Regions from separate parts of the Mus musculus genome. Here region 2 is linked to region 1. Evidence: chromatin loops called from intact Hi-C (ENCODE). Cell type or tissue: heart. All regions are shown on one strand.

What was found. Hi-C counts contacts between places; a loop is a spot of excess contacts. Peaks named below come from ENCODE experiments on the same cell type or tissue, not always from the same donor. Only the 100,000 strongest peaks of a DNase experiment are listed, where the experiment ranks them.
Region 2: a loop joins it to region 1, with 2.8 times the contacts of the local background. A loop is called at or near these places in 9 of 42 quality-filtered maps.

What each region holds. Positions count from the first base shown.
Region 1 is chr11:8,519,869-8,527,868 of GRCm38, forward strand. All of the region lies in intron 13 of Tns3 (tensin 3), which reads right to left. Among named protein-coding and RNA genes, the nearest start is that of Tns3, 140 kb to the right of the region's middle. In heart, a CTCF peak has its summit at 4,156 (motif pointing left); a DNase peak (open chromatin) is centred at 3,953; H3K27ac peaks cover 2,216 bases.
Region 2 is chr11:8,440,001-8,448,000 of GRCm38, forward strand. It overlaps Tns3 (tensin 3), which reads right to left. Exons shown (of 31, transcript NM_001083587.1): 25 at 5,646-5,741; 26 at 4,946-5,023; 27 at 3,935-4,012. Among named protein-coding and RNA genes, the nearest start is that of Tns3, 220 kb to the right of the region's middle. In heart, no CTCF peak of the experiment used is centred here; DNase peaks (open chromatin) are centred at 3,851 and 6,201; H3K27ac peaks cover 358 bases.

The DNA.
Region 1 (8,000 bases):
CATCTCAAATCTCCATGTTGCCACTTAACACCTCTTGGCTCTCACACCATGGAGACGCTGGTTATTGCTGTCATCCTGCTTGCTGAGTATAGCCTAGAATGTGAGGGGGTAGGGAAATGGAGGAGGGGGTTCACAGAGGCCCAGACAGAGAGACAAGAGATGCTGGTCCCTTTCCCAGGTGTCCAAGGTCCTAGAGGTGATATTTTAGAGGAAGTATTAGAATCACATTAGAACCCTGCATGGCTATGTTGACAAGCAGGATACAGCAACTGTAGGACCATGGCCAGAGTGAGTGCCTGGTGTGCCCTGTCTTATATTGCTAACAAAGGCTTCTCCACACCAGTGGGGAGAAGACGTGCTATGAAAAGGACCTCACTCAGTTGGCAGAGGAAGAGCCATAAGCCAGCAGTGCCTTGCCAGAGTCTCCAGGGGTCCAAGGCAGACTGAGTTGAACTCAGCATTGAGACTATACAGTGCCCACAGTGGCTTACCATGTCACCGGAAACTGCGCTAGGCACTCTTCCTGGTAAAGGATGGCTTGAAAACATCATACTTCACAAATGCAAACAAGAAGCAGGGTATCAAACCTCAGTACCCACCAACCAGGCAAGAACATGTCCAGGGGACAACTCAATCATCCTCTCACCAGAGAAACTATCCCACGGAAACTCCAGAAAATCAAAGGCCAAGAAGCCGAGGCAGGAAGGCTGGGTGGGCACCACAGCCCTTGGGCAGACCCAAAACTTGTTGACATTGTGCTATCTACCAGGAAACAGCCTGCAAGGGATGCTCCTGCTGACAAACAAGCAAAGGCTTCTCCCAAGCATCCTCTGCGAGGATGAAGACACAGATCCCATCTCTAGTGGTCCTGGCACAGAAAATTTGCAGTTGTCTATCCACAATCAAGAATGAAGAAGACCCAAGAGCCATGCTGGCTTCCCAACAACAAACGGCAGGCTGGCCCAGGTCTCTGGTGTGGAATCCTTCAAATCCAAAATGGTCCTTGGAATTAAAGAATCCTTCCGAAATGTTCTTCTGAGCCTTCATGCCTCACACCAACTACCCTTCAAAGGTTTAGTCCTCTCAGCCAAGACTGATGCCACACTGCCCTCCACTAAGGCCCTGTGTCAGCTGATCCTGTCCTGTTCTCCTCTGGCTGCCTTGGAGAAGTTACAAGGGTCAGGGTGGGGAGAAGAGAGGGAAAAGTGAAGTCCCTTTCAATCCAGACTTGCTCCCAAATTGTATACACACTTAAGAGAATAAATATTTGAAGAGCAAGGTCTCAGGAAATTAGGGCAAGCTGGGGACATAGATCTAGCTGGGTCCACTCAAGCACATGCATGACAGTGAGGAAGGACGGCCAGGAGGGAGTGGCCTGTGGACCTGACTAGGTGAATACAGGGCATCGGGAGATCCTAGGCACAGGCACAGGGGTATGTAACACAGCCGCAGTCTCTTCTGTTCTCAATGGTCTCGACTCGCCTTCCACCCACTCAAGTTACTAGTATTCTTCTCCTGTCCTCTTCCCCAGATCCTTCCCGGGGCTACGTACTCCGAGTACACCTACTCTGGCTGTCCCTCAGCTACACACAAACACTTTTGACTCACAACCCAGGCATCCCAACTCTGTCCAACCCAGGCGTGGGAGGAAAAGGATGGGTATCCACAGGTTGGGCAGCTCCCAGCTACCTTGGGCCTGGTGTGATCTCCTGCTTGCAAATTCTTTATCTGTCATATCACAAGGTCTCAAACACTCTTAGGATTGTCAACAAGAATGATCTGTTGCTGAGCAATGCTGTGCTGTTTTTCTGTGACCTCTCCTGTGGGTATTCTGACAATGTTAAACACACATACACACACACACACACACACACACACACACACACACAAATCACACCACACTACCCTCTCTCAGGACTCCCTAACAGGCTTATTAATACAACAGGTCAGACTTTGAGAAGAGTCCTTTTAGCTAAGACCCTGATCTGGTGACCTCTGTCACCTACATGAAGGTCCAATAATGAACCACTGAGTATCAGTATCAATTTTAATCTTTGTAGCCACAGTGGTCAAAGATCAGAACTGTTGTGCTTGCTGAGTAGAAAGGACCTCACAGCCTTAACAAGGGGCCCCAGAGGCCTTTCGTAAAGATAGAAAGCATTTCATGAAGATCGCTGGGCAATCTGAAACCACTCTGGTTCTCTGGCTGTAACATGTACTTACTTTCTTGCGTCTCTACTGAATGTATCTAAAAATACCCTGATCCTCTGCTGTCAGATTCTGGAATACTGTCATTTGAAACAAGTCAATGTGATGGTCACAGTTTTGTGGTAAGCACTGTGTTGAATGACGACTGTCATAGAGCCCACCTAAGGAGCGTCTGCACTGACCCCCAACTCACCAGAAGCACTCGCTACCCAGAGGCATTCATCCTCTTGGAACCTTTCGTTCTTCGCTGTAAGGTGGACAGCAGCTTTACTTGACAGCATATATATATATATATATATATATATAGCTACTAAGTACTAAGAGGCCTTACAAATCTACCTGTCTGTGACATCTCCATGATTATATCTACTCTAGCCTGTCCGTATCAGTAGACTGCACACCTGCAGATTCCATCAACTTCAGAACACATGGAGACTTTCTTCTCATAGCCATTCCCTAAACACTGTGGAGTACTATTTACATGGCGCTTATATTGTATTAGCAGGTGTGATGAGCAAGCTAGAGATTATTTGAAGTATGTAGGAAATGTTCATATGTTGTATGCAAGCAGTTAACTGTTTCATAAGGTAGCTGAACATCTTCAGATGTCCGTATCCATGCAAGCCCTATAATCATGCCTACATGCTGGTAAACAACCGGACAAGTTATACTATTTAATAATCAACGTAAAAGCGTGAGCTTCTAGGAAGGGAATCGTGGTGCTCAAACCCGCTGATAGTGGCGAGGGCCATGGAAGGGTCTGAGTGGTCTTCTTTACTTGTGCTCTGGGTAAACAGTCTGGAAACCTTGCCCTAACCTTATTTCCTTACATTTGCACAAAGATATCTCTACACCTTCAACTGGATGCTAGGATGATGGAGCCTGGGACCAGGTAAAAAGCTGAGTCTTTAAGCTAAGTAAAGGCAGGCACCTAAGCCAAGGGTGTAGCGCACGCTGCAGTCCCAGCCCTTGGAAGGCTGGGGAAGAACAGTGCCTGAGCTGGGTGAGTCAGCTCTTAAGGACAGTCAGTGTCCACTCTCCTCCTGATGTGCTAGGCACAGACAAGGGAGACCCAGAGTTCCTCTTACATTCTCTAAGAACAGAGCACTCGAACATCCCCAAGAGAAATGGAAGTCCCACTTTGGTCCATCCCGGATAATGCCATGATCTCCATGCCAGCTGAGTGTGATTCCGGGGTCCTAACACTGTCAAGTCACGAACAAAAAGCAAGGAAAGGGTGAGCAGATATGGGTCGCAACAAAAACACAACTGAGGTACAGTGCCGGATGACAGCATGGATGAAGACCTGACCTAGTTCTCAGTCCACAGCATAACAAAGAAAAAACAAACAAACAAACAAACAGAAAATCACAAAAGATTACAGTCACAGATACAACAGAGATCCATTCCCAGGGCCTATGCTGGGGCAGCTTGGGGACACAATCCTACCTTTCACTGGTCACACACAAGTGCCCACTGTTAGAAACAACAAACACCAGTGCTATTTGTGCAACTTCTTAAGGCGGTTTCACCTGTACTCACAAGCCCAGTCACTGGTCACAAAGCCAGCAACCATAAAGACAAAGTACAAGTGGCTGTGGTTTGCCCAGGCAGGGCAGCAAGATGGAGCATGCCAGATGGAAAGATGTTTACAAGCTCTGGACCAAGTGCTGAGACGGGGAGGGGGCAAGCTGGCTCAAGCCCCAGGCTCTCTGCCAGGTTCCTGGCGGGCCTGCAGCAGCGTGAATTCCTGAGCAGGTTATATAAGCTGCAGGGAACCTCCCCGGGGAAGGGCCTTGCACCTGACCACAGCGGACTCTGAAGCAGGATCACAAAATCTGACCTTCTGTGAAAAGCGCTTTGTAAAGACAGGAGCAGTCCACTAAGAAAGGTCAGAGGCAGATATATCAATGTCAGTTTTGCTGTCTCCAGTCACAGCGCCACCTGCTGGTCACCAGCCAAAAGATATAATAGAGAGCTCTGTTTCTCAGGAGTTTCCCAGGCACTTACTAGGCCATTCCCTCTTCGGAACCTGCTCCTTTTTATCTCTGCTACCTGTCTCAGTGCAGAAAAAGAGCAGCAGGTCTGCACACAAGGTAACAGTCACTGAAATGAAGGAGGATTCTGATTGGCTTAAGGGGACAAAGTGCCTCTTTAGAAGCAGTAAGATGGTCTGGAAGCAGCATTCCACCATTACACCCCAAGGGCAGCTTCCTCACACAGAGGACCAGTGACAGGGCAGACACTGGGAGGTAAATCTAGACACATTTTCTGTCCCTTGCAGGGTCCTTTCCAAGTCACAGTGGCTGCCAGATCTCTTGTGAGAAATGTAACCACCAGCATACCTGAGCCTAACACATTTCCCTACCTGCAGCCTTCGGGCTTGTACACTGCACACACAGCACAACATGCCAGGTGGTTACAGGCAGAAGCAAAGGAGGCCCGCAGGTTCCTTTGAGCTAGGCAAGGTTGTAGAGGAGAAATGTGGGGTAAATCCAGAGTTGCCAAAGCCCAGGACACAGGATCGGTGATAGCTCGGCTCACTCACTGTCGTGGGAGCACTGCCAGCATAGAGCATGTTCCAGCATCTTCTCTTTCCTAAACTCTCGAAGTGGGACCAGCAGCGTGGGGCTTCTGAGCTGTGGCACAAGGCGGGCTCCACAGACTAGGATCTGAGAGTTGACTGGGACTCCTGATCTTGCACCCTCTGGGCTGAGCACAGTCGAAAGCTAAGCCATTGCCGTTTGCACCTAACTAGGGAAAAGGGTCTATTCTATTATAACAAGACTTCAGCTCATCTTTGTGCACACACCAGTCTGTCAACTCAGTTAGCTCCCTGCCTGCCCATTCAGCTAATCGAGCACGTGAGTCTAAGCTCCGAGAGCAGGCCCTGAGCTTGTCTCTACTAACTTCCTATGCCAGCCACTTTAGGAACATGAACACCAGTGATGGCCAGTGAGAAACCCCAGCAAAGGTGTCCAGTCACCAACAGCCAACTGTCAATCATACCACACATTCTAGAATACACTCACTGCGGGCTAGCCGATGCCTTTTTATACCCACAAATCAAAAAGCTCTAGGACCACAGAATGTGACTCTACTTGAGATGACACTTTTATGAAGGGCATTTAAATAAGGCCGTCAGGGTTGGCTTGGGTGAACTATAGCTGGCATCCTTGTAAAAAGAGGTTGGGGCTGGGCAGTGGTGGAACACGCCTTTAATCCCAGCACTTGGGAGGCAGAGGCAGGCGGATTTCTGAGTTTGAGGCCAGCCTGGTCTACAAAGTGAGTTCCAGGACAGCCAGGGCTATACAGAGAAACCCTGTCTCGAAAAAGCCAGGGGGCGGGGGGGGGGGGGGGGGAGAGAGGTTAGAGCTTAGGGAAATGATTCTGGTAAGACCACCTACCTATGACATAGGTCAGGAAAGACCAGCCCTGCTAATTACCCTGTCCTTATACAGACTTCAAGCCCCACAAGAACAAGAGAACAGAAATTCTTTCACAAGCCACCCAGTCTGGGGTGAGTGTCCTTTGATCGTGGCCATTCTGTCGGATTACAATGGACTAAAAGTGCTGTCAGATTTCTGACAGGCAGCAGGTCAGCCTCATAGCAGTCACTTCTATGAACTGTGCAAGGAAAAATTACACTGTGATGGAAAAATACCCTTGTCAGCTTCCACGTCTCCCACAGCCTATCTGATAACGCTGAAGAAAAAAAAGTGCAGAGCATACAAAAAAGAATTATAAACACAGGAAGTGTAAATCAAATCAGTATGCAATCCTAAAAATATTCCATGTGAGGAATGGAAACGGGTACAGGAAGGAAATCGGCTTATCGAAACCAAGTATCTCTTGTGGATCTATAATCTCCTCTGTGCCAGCACGGCTAATGGAAATGAGTCACCCAAGAGGAGCTAGCTGGCCTGTGGCATGAAGTTCACCTCCAGAGCCCTCAAGCCTGAATCTCACACATTGTGCACCATAGTTTTCCAGCATAGCTGGCTTCTGTTTCCATAAGAGCACAACTAAGACGCTGTTCCATATCACACCAGGCCCACAAATCCTTGGGAAAGCCATCCCCAGTTCTTACAAAGATCTAACTGCAGCTTCTCTGGAGCTGCACAAACAAGGAAGGGGAGAGAAGCAGCCTGGGGCAGGAGGGCGAGGGCTCCAACACCAGATCAAAGGCAGCTGCCAGGCGTCTAGGGAAGGCTCTGCTCCAAAGGGTCTTAGCAAGTCAAAGAGGCAAGCACACAGATATGGCACCACAGCTATTATGGGTGGAGAGGCTACCACCACTGAGCTGGGCAGTGGAGGAGGGTCTATGCTCAAGTTTCTCTTTTCTAAACCTGAATTAGACAGGAAGAGGACCAGGAGGCTTGAGGGCCTAGTCAGAGGCAAAGAGAAGATTCTAGAAAGTAAGCAGAGAAGCCCCTGAGAGAACAGATGCCAGGCAGGCAGCAGCCAGAGCATTTGGGGATATACCAACCTGTATTATGGGTTACGTCTGTAGCCCCTAAACTCCATGGAGACAGTAGGAGAATATGGGAGCTCTCAGGCACAATGAAGTCAGGAGGCTAAGCCTTCTGAATTCCATTAGCCCCTATAGAGACTCCAGACCCTTTTCCTGTAGGAGAGTACACAGGGACGTGGTGCTATTATACATAAGAAACCAAGTCCCCACTAGATATGGAGCCTACCAGCCCTGGACACTGGACTTCCAATCTGCAGAACTATATAAGTGAGCATCCATGTAAGCATCTGTGTGCATCCATGTAAACACACGTGAACACCATTTAAGTACCCCAGTGCAACAGTGCTCTATAGCAGTAGCCTAAACAAGTGAGGCCAGACAGGGGAACAAGCAAGAAGAAAGGGGCGGGGCCTTTGCTCACAACTCCTCCAACCAGCACAGCCCTTCTTCTTGATACAAACTCAACACAAGCCTTATGCTTACGCTCAACGACAACATACTTCTAAAGACATCCCGACGTGCCGTGGCCCTGGTCTGTTGGTCCCAGGAGCTCCCTCACGTCAGCTCTCAGCAGAGGCTGGCTCCTGGCCTCCATGACTGGTTGTGCAGGACACCCAGGACAGGCTCCCTGGCTCTTGGGATCACCCAAACACCCACTGCTAGTCACTTTCTGCTTCTAAAAACACTTCACATTAGGTTGCTTCTGGTTCCAAGGCAGCAGTGCTCTCCAAGGTGCCTTGGGCTCCCAGGGGCTGCTGCTGTCCCTGCCTTGATCCCTCCCTTTCGCACAGGACTTCGTGAGTTCTATGTGCTATATAAAGACAGGGAGAAGCACAATGCAGAAATGCCCTAGCTGGAACCACGGCACTGGTTCCTCCCTGACTACTCAATGCCTCCTCTACTCTTCAAGGTAGAGCTATTTGGTATCCTCAAATGAGGTTAGTTCTGTTCCATTGGTACAAATGCTTCATATTAATATAGATTTAAGGTTTTTATTAGCATGAATCTTTGAATATTGATTCAAAATTTAATGTTAATTTTGTTACAATATATGTAAATTTCAGCTCTTACATAGGTATTATGCCTATGCAACTCATTTAAAAATACAAGGTTTAGTCCTGGTCCTTTTAATTACAAACTATTTAAAATAATTAAGTAATGCAAGTTAAGAGTCAGTCAATCAAGCTCATGGTCATGTTAGATACTAGTCTAGATTTATTATAGAAATATAATCCTCCGTTAAACATGCAGTAGGTACCTGGAGACAAGCAATGTCTGTTAGATATGCTGTAAATAGATATGTGGTCTTCAAAAGCCT
Region 2 (8,000 bases), 80 kb before region 1:
CACACTCCTGGTGTGTTATGGATTAAAGAAAAGAATCTGAAAGCAGCCTTAAATCAAGGCTCATAGCTCAATGCCTAAGACAGATAATTAAAACAGACTTTAAAGCTTGACATGAAGTTTTACCAGTAGGAAAACCCACCCATTAAAAAAAAATGTTATTTTAAAAGGTGGGACAATGTATTTTAAAGTGGTAAGCTGTAGCCATACACAGAATATCTATAATATAACCCTCCACAGAAGATTCAGGGAACATTATGGAAGAGGGGGTGAATGGACTGTAAGAGCCAGGGGTCAGAACTGGGTCAAAACAATGTCTTGATACAGCATGACTACTGCGCTCATGAACTCACAGCAACAGAAGATCGAGCCATTCAACATTCCAACATAGTTGGAAGCGCCACCCAAGCCCCGAGCCCTAGCCTAGCTCAGCTACAGCTGATTTCTGGTAAAGAAAATGAGACCCAGTTTTCTTTAGGAGGTGCCGTTCATGGTCTGACAATGCTTCAGTGGATGTCCCCACAGCCATCCATACAGAGGCAGAACCACTGGACTCAGTAAGTTATTAAACAAAAAAGAGAGAACATGAGGTGGATGAGGACTTATGGAAAGAGGATCTGGGAGGAGTTGGGGTAGATATGATCAAAATATATGAGCTTCTCAAAAAATCAATAGAACATCATATTAAAAATACTGTGTTGAAATGGATAAGAAACATGGACAATGATTGAGTGTAACATTTACTGGAAGAATGCTAGTTAAGGAATTGAGAACTATAAAAAAATTGCTTATGATGAGAGATATTAAACCCAAGAGATGACGGCAGAGGCACATTGGTTATGGCACCAGTCGTGTGGGACTAAGAAACAGAGCTTTGTTGCTAACACAGATGCAGATGGTGGTATAGGCAAAATGCCCATTGGCTCTGACCAACAGCCAGCTCCATCCATGGAGTGGAATGAGACCACTGGGCCCCACAAGTAAAATCCACATGGAGACAGGCATGTCACCATGGTCCTATTTCTTCATGGCTTGCTTTCTCTCTCTCTCTCTCTCTCTCTCTCTCTCTCTCTCTCTCTCTCTCTCTCCCTCCCCCCTTTCTTTCTTTCTTTCTTTCTTTCTTTCTTTCTTTCTTTCTTTCTTTCTTTCTTTCTTTCTTTCTTTCTTTCTTTCTGTCTCTCTCTCTCTCTTCCCCCTTCCTTTCTTCCTTCCTTCCTTCCTTCCTTCCTTTCTTTCTTTCTTTTCTTTCTTTCTTTCTTTCTTTCTTTCTTTCTTTCTTTCTTTCTTTCTTTCTTTCTTTCTCGTTGATACATAGTTGTGGTTTAAAAATCAATCATTATTACAGGTTTTTAAATTTTTTCAAGTACATTTTTAAGAGGTAGAACCAAACAATCGAATCAGCCCAGGGCCACACTGATGGTTTAACAGGGGGTGTCAACCTAGGAAGACACCAGGGAATGAATATCTAAAACAAAGTTGGGGGCTCTGAGTTTCTCTCTTTTGTGGAACTCACTGTCTCCCAGGGACAGTCTGCTCAGGCTCACAAGAGATCAGAAGAGAAACTGAAGGGTGGGCCATGCAGGGAAAGGCTGTGGTCTCCGCTCAGGAAAACTGTTCCCAAGGCCTTTCTCAGAGTCTCTTCGTTTGTTCTCTACCTCTCTTGAGAGGGAGACCACTGTGCATATTGAACAACATAAACCCGAGGTCTGTCTAGCTACACATACATCAGATGTGGATGGATGTATGGCTGCCAGGCTGGAAGACAAGAATATCACAGGGACATACTTCTAGCCTGGGGCAAGTCCCTGTGACCTCTGTTGTGGCTATGGCAAACTCATCTTTTTGGAACCTAGAACATCCACACGATAAATGAGGGTGTCTTCTTTCATTTTATAATGGTCACATTGATGTGCTTAGATTTACGGAGCAGACCTACATTAGAACAATAGAAACTATCCAGAGGAATTAAGAATATTTCTTTACCATGACATTCTATCTGGAGAGTACGTCACAAGGGAGGTAACAGTAAGATGGCACACAGTATCCATCAGTTAGAATGAGAACATCCTTCAGGGTGACACCACCTGAGGTATGTAAGTAAGGATGTGGAGCAAGGGGATGCTTCTCCATTGCTGGTGGGAATACAAAATGGTACAGCCACTTTGCAAAAAAGTTCTGTGGTTTCATTCAAAGCTAACTAGTCGTGCCACCTGACCTAACTATCAGGCTCCTTCGTATTTAATCAAAGGAGTTGGAAACATGTATTAACTGAAAACTTGCGTTTGGATATTTTTAGAAGCTTTATACATACTTGCCAAAACTTAGAAGCAACCCAGATATTCTTCAGTGGCTGTGTGCATAAATAAGCTTTGCTTCACCAAGGGCTGGGGAGATATTTCGGTTGGCAAAAGGTTTGTAGTGAAAGCTATGACCCTGAGGATTAGAGTTCAGGTCCCCAGCAAGTGGAATGCAGTGATGTACTGCTACCATCGCAGGACTGGGAAGGCAGAGCAAGTGGATCCTCAGAGCTCACTGGCCAGCCAGCCTAGCCACATCAATGAGCTACAGGTACGGTGAATGACGGCTATAAAAAATAATGTGTAGGGAAATTTGAGGAAATATACAACATGGACTTCTGCCTCTGAACACATGTGCACACACATGTTCAGGGACCCATATGTATATGCATACAGATCTGTACAAACACACATATAATCTCCTGCACTATACACAAGGAAGGAAGCGACCGATCTCTGGAAAGCCATAGAAGAAGCTGAATGGCTATACCGAGAGAAAGAAACCAACCTGAAATGCTACATAGCTTGTGTTTACAGCATAAAGCATTCTGGGAAAACTGACAGTATGGCGACCATAAAAAGATCAGTGACAGTGAGTATCTTGACTATGAGGGAGGAGTGAGTAAGGAGATCAGAGGTAAGTTTTAAGATGAAGAAAATACTTCATGTGACATTATACTCATGAATGAATGCCAATATTTCTCAAGCCCATTGCCACCGAGAGAGAACACTGTATTTCTGGGCGGAGCCTTGTAAAATTTAGCACTAGAGGCAACCAGTGGCTGCTGACAGAGAGAGACTCAGTTTTCTTCATGGGTGAGTGCCCTGATAAGTTATTAAACCCCACATGGTCAGCCCTAAACACACGTACATATGAGCTAAACACTAAATGGACTCAGTAGACTCGTGTGTATGCGCATGTATAATACAGAATTCGGGCTGTGAATATGACAGGGAGTGGGGAGTGGGGGTGGGGGGGGAGTGGGGGAGAGATGATGTAAATGTTCAAGCCATTATAATTTTTAAATAAAAAGAGTGAGCTCTACATACACTACAGACTTCACTTAATAATGCAAAGATACTAGACAACTCATCAGCTGTAACACTATGGTGTGGGATACTGTGAATGGAGAGCCAGCATTGACATGGAATCTCTCTGCCTTCTATACTTTCCCATAGTGGATTTAGGAAGTACAATCTATTTACAAAGATTTCACCCAAGTGGCCTGGTCTCCCAGTGTGGTGTGTCTCAGCACAGATGGCAGAGTGGGTCCAGCAGTTGACTCAGGCTGAGGGACTGTTGAGTCACAGCTCCAGAACAGTTCTACATTTTCAGCTGGCGAGGCAGGTCACCACATCCTGCCTTCCCGCACCCCTCCCCCCACACTAAATATGGGCCTTAACATTTATTTATTCCACTGAATCTGGTCTTGTTTGAGTCCGAGCCTCTGATGCCCTGGCCATGCCTCCTCACAGCTGCACCCCACCCAGCTGTGCCAAGCAGCTATAAAAGGAAACTTCCTTCACAGTCCCCAGAAAAGCAGGAAATGACTGTCCAAAGGGAAGTTCTATCATGGAGTTCGGTTCCGCCCAGTGACTCGGAGATGCAGAGATACAAAACCAAAGCTGCGGCCACTGACCTGCTCCCTGCTTCAGCAGCTCGGCTGCAGAGTTGGCTGCTGTCTGGGGAGAGTTTTCTGCTATTTCCTCCAGTGGATCTGCAGGAAGGAGTGAGACGAGACATGAGCTCCTGACACAGTAGTCCACATGGCAAAGAAAATCTGATGACAGAATTCCCAGACGGTGACAGAGCTTTCTCTTGCGAGGCAATCATGCAGCCCACAGAGACTGTAACCCATTCTGAACACAGATGGAGGTGGTATGCCCCTAAAACATGTTCCAAGTCTCTGAATTCATTTACATAAGTGATCAAAATTTAAAAGATAAATAAAATAACATTTACCTACAGGAAAGCTGGGACACACAGTAAGGCCCCTATACACCCTGGATATTAATTTTTAAAAAAATTATTGTGGGTATTTTCTAACAAATATAAAAGTAGAGAGACTTGTTCATTCATGACCTAAATTTAACCATAGCAACATCATTCTCATTTTGTAGGACTGTGAATCTATAATGCAAGTGACCTTAAAATTAGTCTGAGAAAATATATTTTTTCATACACACACATGTTTGTATATAAAATAACTACTTATGTATGTACACGTTTTACATGTCTGGTGCCCAAGGAGACTAGATCTTCTACAACTACAGTTTTACATGGTCGTAAGCTGCCTAATGTAAGTGCTGGGAATTGAACTCAGGACCTCTGGGAAAGCAGTCAGTGCTTTTAACCACTGAACCATCTCTCCAGACCCCAAGTGTTTTACATCTTTAAGCTGAGCAGTCTTTGTTTTCTGGACACCTTCCATACAGGCCACGATGGGCAATGTCTGAAAGCTATTATCAGCAGCAGGGCATTCTTCTTTCTCAATTCAGGTGGCCACTAGTTTTCTTTGGGGTTTAAGAGTATATGTCATAAAAAAAGAACCTTAGTTTATTTTGTAAGGTGGGTCCTGGGTACAGCATGCTATCAGCGGTACAGAAGATCGTACACGCAGCCAGATAGCACTGAGAACTCCTCCACATACCTCTCTCCGGAATGAGCAGCTTGCAGGGTAAAGCCAAGGGCGTAATGGAATGCTGGCACACCAAAGCCGTCAGGCTCCCTATAAAGTGGATAAGAGTAAATGAATGTCACCAATCTCTTCACTTGCTCTGTGCTTAACCAAAGAATCAGTTGAGACCAAAATTCCAAAAACGCATGCCTTTATACCACTGTGGGATGTGACTCAAAGCTCCAAGAATGACAAGGCCCAAGCCAATGAAGAGGGTGATGGAGGGACCTGTAGTGTATGCCAAGCATATGGCCTTTATAAGTGCGAAGTGCCGGGGCGCTTCTTACGAGTAGGAAACAAGGCTGCCCCGGTCTATCCAGAAGGCTCTCAATTCACAAAGAAGGGGGAGCTCTGGTGGCAGCACTGTGCTCCTCCTCCTTGTGCCTGAGGCATGGGGACACACTGCGCTCCAACCCTGCTGGGACCCAGCTGCTGACCTTCACCTTGTCTTATTCTAGCTCTCGGAGGATCCCTTCCGTTTATTTGGTTTTTGACAAGGCTTCTAAAGAACAACTGCCCCTTCAGCTTATCTTAAAGACCTCACGTGGCAGCCTGACACCCTGGGGCTGAAAGGAGAGAAACCCATTGTGGTACAGAGTCCCTCGAATCTCAAGCCACCTGAAGGAGGGAATCTATGCTCTAGAAATTCAAAAGAGCTTCTCAAGTAACTCACCAAAATATGGTTCATTTGAGCACCCTTTCAACCGCACTCCCTTTGGGGTACACTCAATCAGGAAATGCCGGACAAGTTCATTGGACAAATCTCCAGCTGCGGGAAGAATAAAAATTTATTGTTTTAAATTTAAAATGTAAGAGAATCAAAGTAGGGATCGAGGGTAGAGAAAAAAGAGAGAGAACTATATAGAAGACAGACAGACAGACAGACAGACAAGCTTTTATATCTGCCTCCTGCAGATATCAAATCTAAGGGCTACACTTAAGAAGGCTCCCTCTAACTAGGATTAAACCACTGCACTACTGGGCCACTCCCAGAACCACTCCTGGGATGGTCAGTGGGCGGGGCCACAAGGCAGGTGGATAGTAAGACTTAAGAGTCCCTGAGAGACAGACACCCTCAGGCGGAACTCCAGAAACTCCCAGAGACGGGATGAACTGGCAGCTTAGAAAGACCCTGGCCTTGGAGCACCAGCTGCATTCCTCCAAGAGAGGAAAGGCCACCGAGGCTCCGGCAGAAAAGACTTCAGTACAGAGCTGGAAGGATGCCAGCCCTCTGGGTGAGGTGGAACCGCCAGCTGGGTACAGAAACGCCTGCAGCAACAAGCAGTCTGCTATGTAGGGGCAGCATTCTACCAAACTGCTAGTAAACAGGACACTTGTGTTCAAGCCAGCTGCTGAACCGAAAGAGAAGAAGCAACTGAATGGAAAAGTACAAACTGAACCAGGAGAAAAGAAGTCACTGCCCCAAGCTGCTAAAGTCAGTAGACACCCTGTGTACTGCATCTCTCTCCTTAATTGCTGTCTTTAGCACTCTGAGACCTAGCCTCTCAGTATAATTGATATAAAGCAAGACCTACTAAATTTGCGATTCGGGAGAGGTTGCCAGACTCTAGTCTGTATAAGCTGAATAAAACCTGGCAAATTTTGAGCCCCAGTATGAGGCCATAAATGGAAGATTCCACACCACGAAACTTTGTTTCATGAACGAAATAATGGAAAATATTGCATAACATTACTTTCAAAATATATGGAATGTATATGAATTCTATAGGAGATGTAAATGAATTTAATCTTAGGACTTGGGTCTCCCAGGTTGTATTCCCAGCAGCCACATGACAGCTCACAACTGTCTGTAACTCCATTTTCAGGGTATCTGACACCCTCTTCAGGCCTCCATGCATACTAGACATGTACAAATTTATGCAGTCAGATATACAAGGAAAAATATCACACAAATAAAATAATAAAGAAATAATTTTTAAAAAAGACTTAAGCCTCATTCCCAAGATACCTCATTATTAGTGTACAAATATTTTGAAATCTGAAAATAATCAGAAACCGTCGCCATATCTGTTTGGGGCCATTTATGATGAGAGATCCTGAGCTGCATTAGGCTCCAATGATGCTGATCAACACCACACATTAGCGGCAGTACATGTTAGCATTTCCTAGGGGCAGTCAAACCTGCAGGGATTCCATGAAAGTCTGACACATAAAACAGAGGGAACAAAATATGACACTTCCTCTGTGGGAAGAGAAGGTGTGGGGCTTCCAGCCTAATGAGAAAACCCACTGAAGGTCTGGATTCTACTTGTGGAAAATGGCCCCGTGAAGATCCTGCTGCCAAGGGTGTTTTGGAACACAGAGTCTAGAATGACCACAGCTGTCTCATCTCAAATTGACTGGAGGTGGCTCAGTGACTAACTGGCTCTTCACTCATTTGGTAAACTCTTCGCTCAAATCTATCGTTGGACTGGGAAATACAAATGTCAAACCCAGGCCTAGGTATACACACAGAGTCGAGACTGTATTTCAGCCAGTGGAGACCACCATGCTGGGTTTTCTGACATCTGCTATTCACATAGCCTCTATTTTGTTCGTTTATTCTCAGACTTAGTCTGAAGGCTGCCCAAGGAAGGATACATTCCCAGACATTAGAAGTCTTTTCCTGATATGTCACTAACTGATGTTCCTAAGTCAGACCTGGTAGTCCTCAGCAGCCAGGTCTGAGTGAGTGCTTCATGATAAAGGCCATACGTCCCCGCAGTAAGGTTCTGTTGAGCTTCTTAGGCGGGAATCCTAGACGTTCTATGTGATGTCACTTACTCTCCCACTCCCTCACAGAAGCCCTGTCAGCACCCCCAGGTTTGGGAGCTGTGCTCTGCCTGAGTCCCAGGTGCCTCCCAACCACACTTCCTAGCCTTGCAAGGCAAGCACATTCCTGAAGCAGGTCAGCCACCTGTGCCTGAGGCTGGCCCACTTGCAACCACATCTTACAACCTCAGTACACCGTGTACCATGTTTGCTCCAGGAAGCTTTCAGACAGATTTCACACAAGAGTTAGGATGGC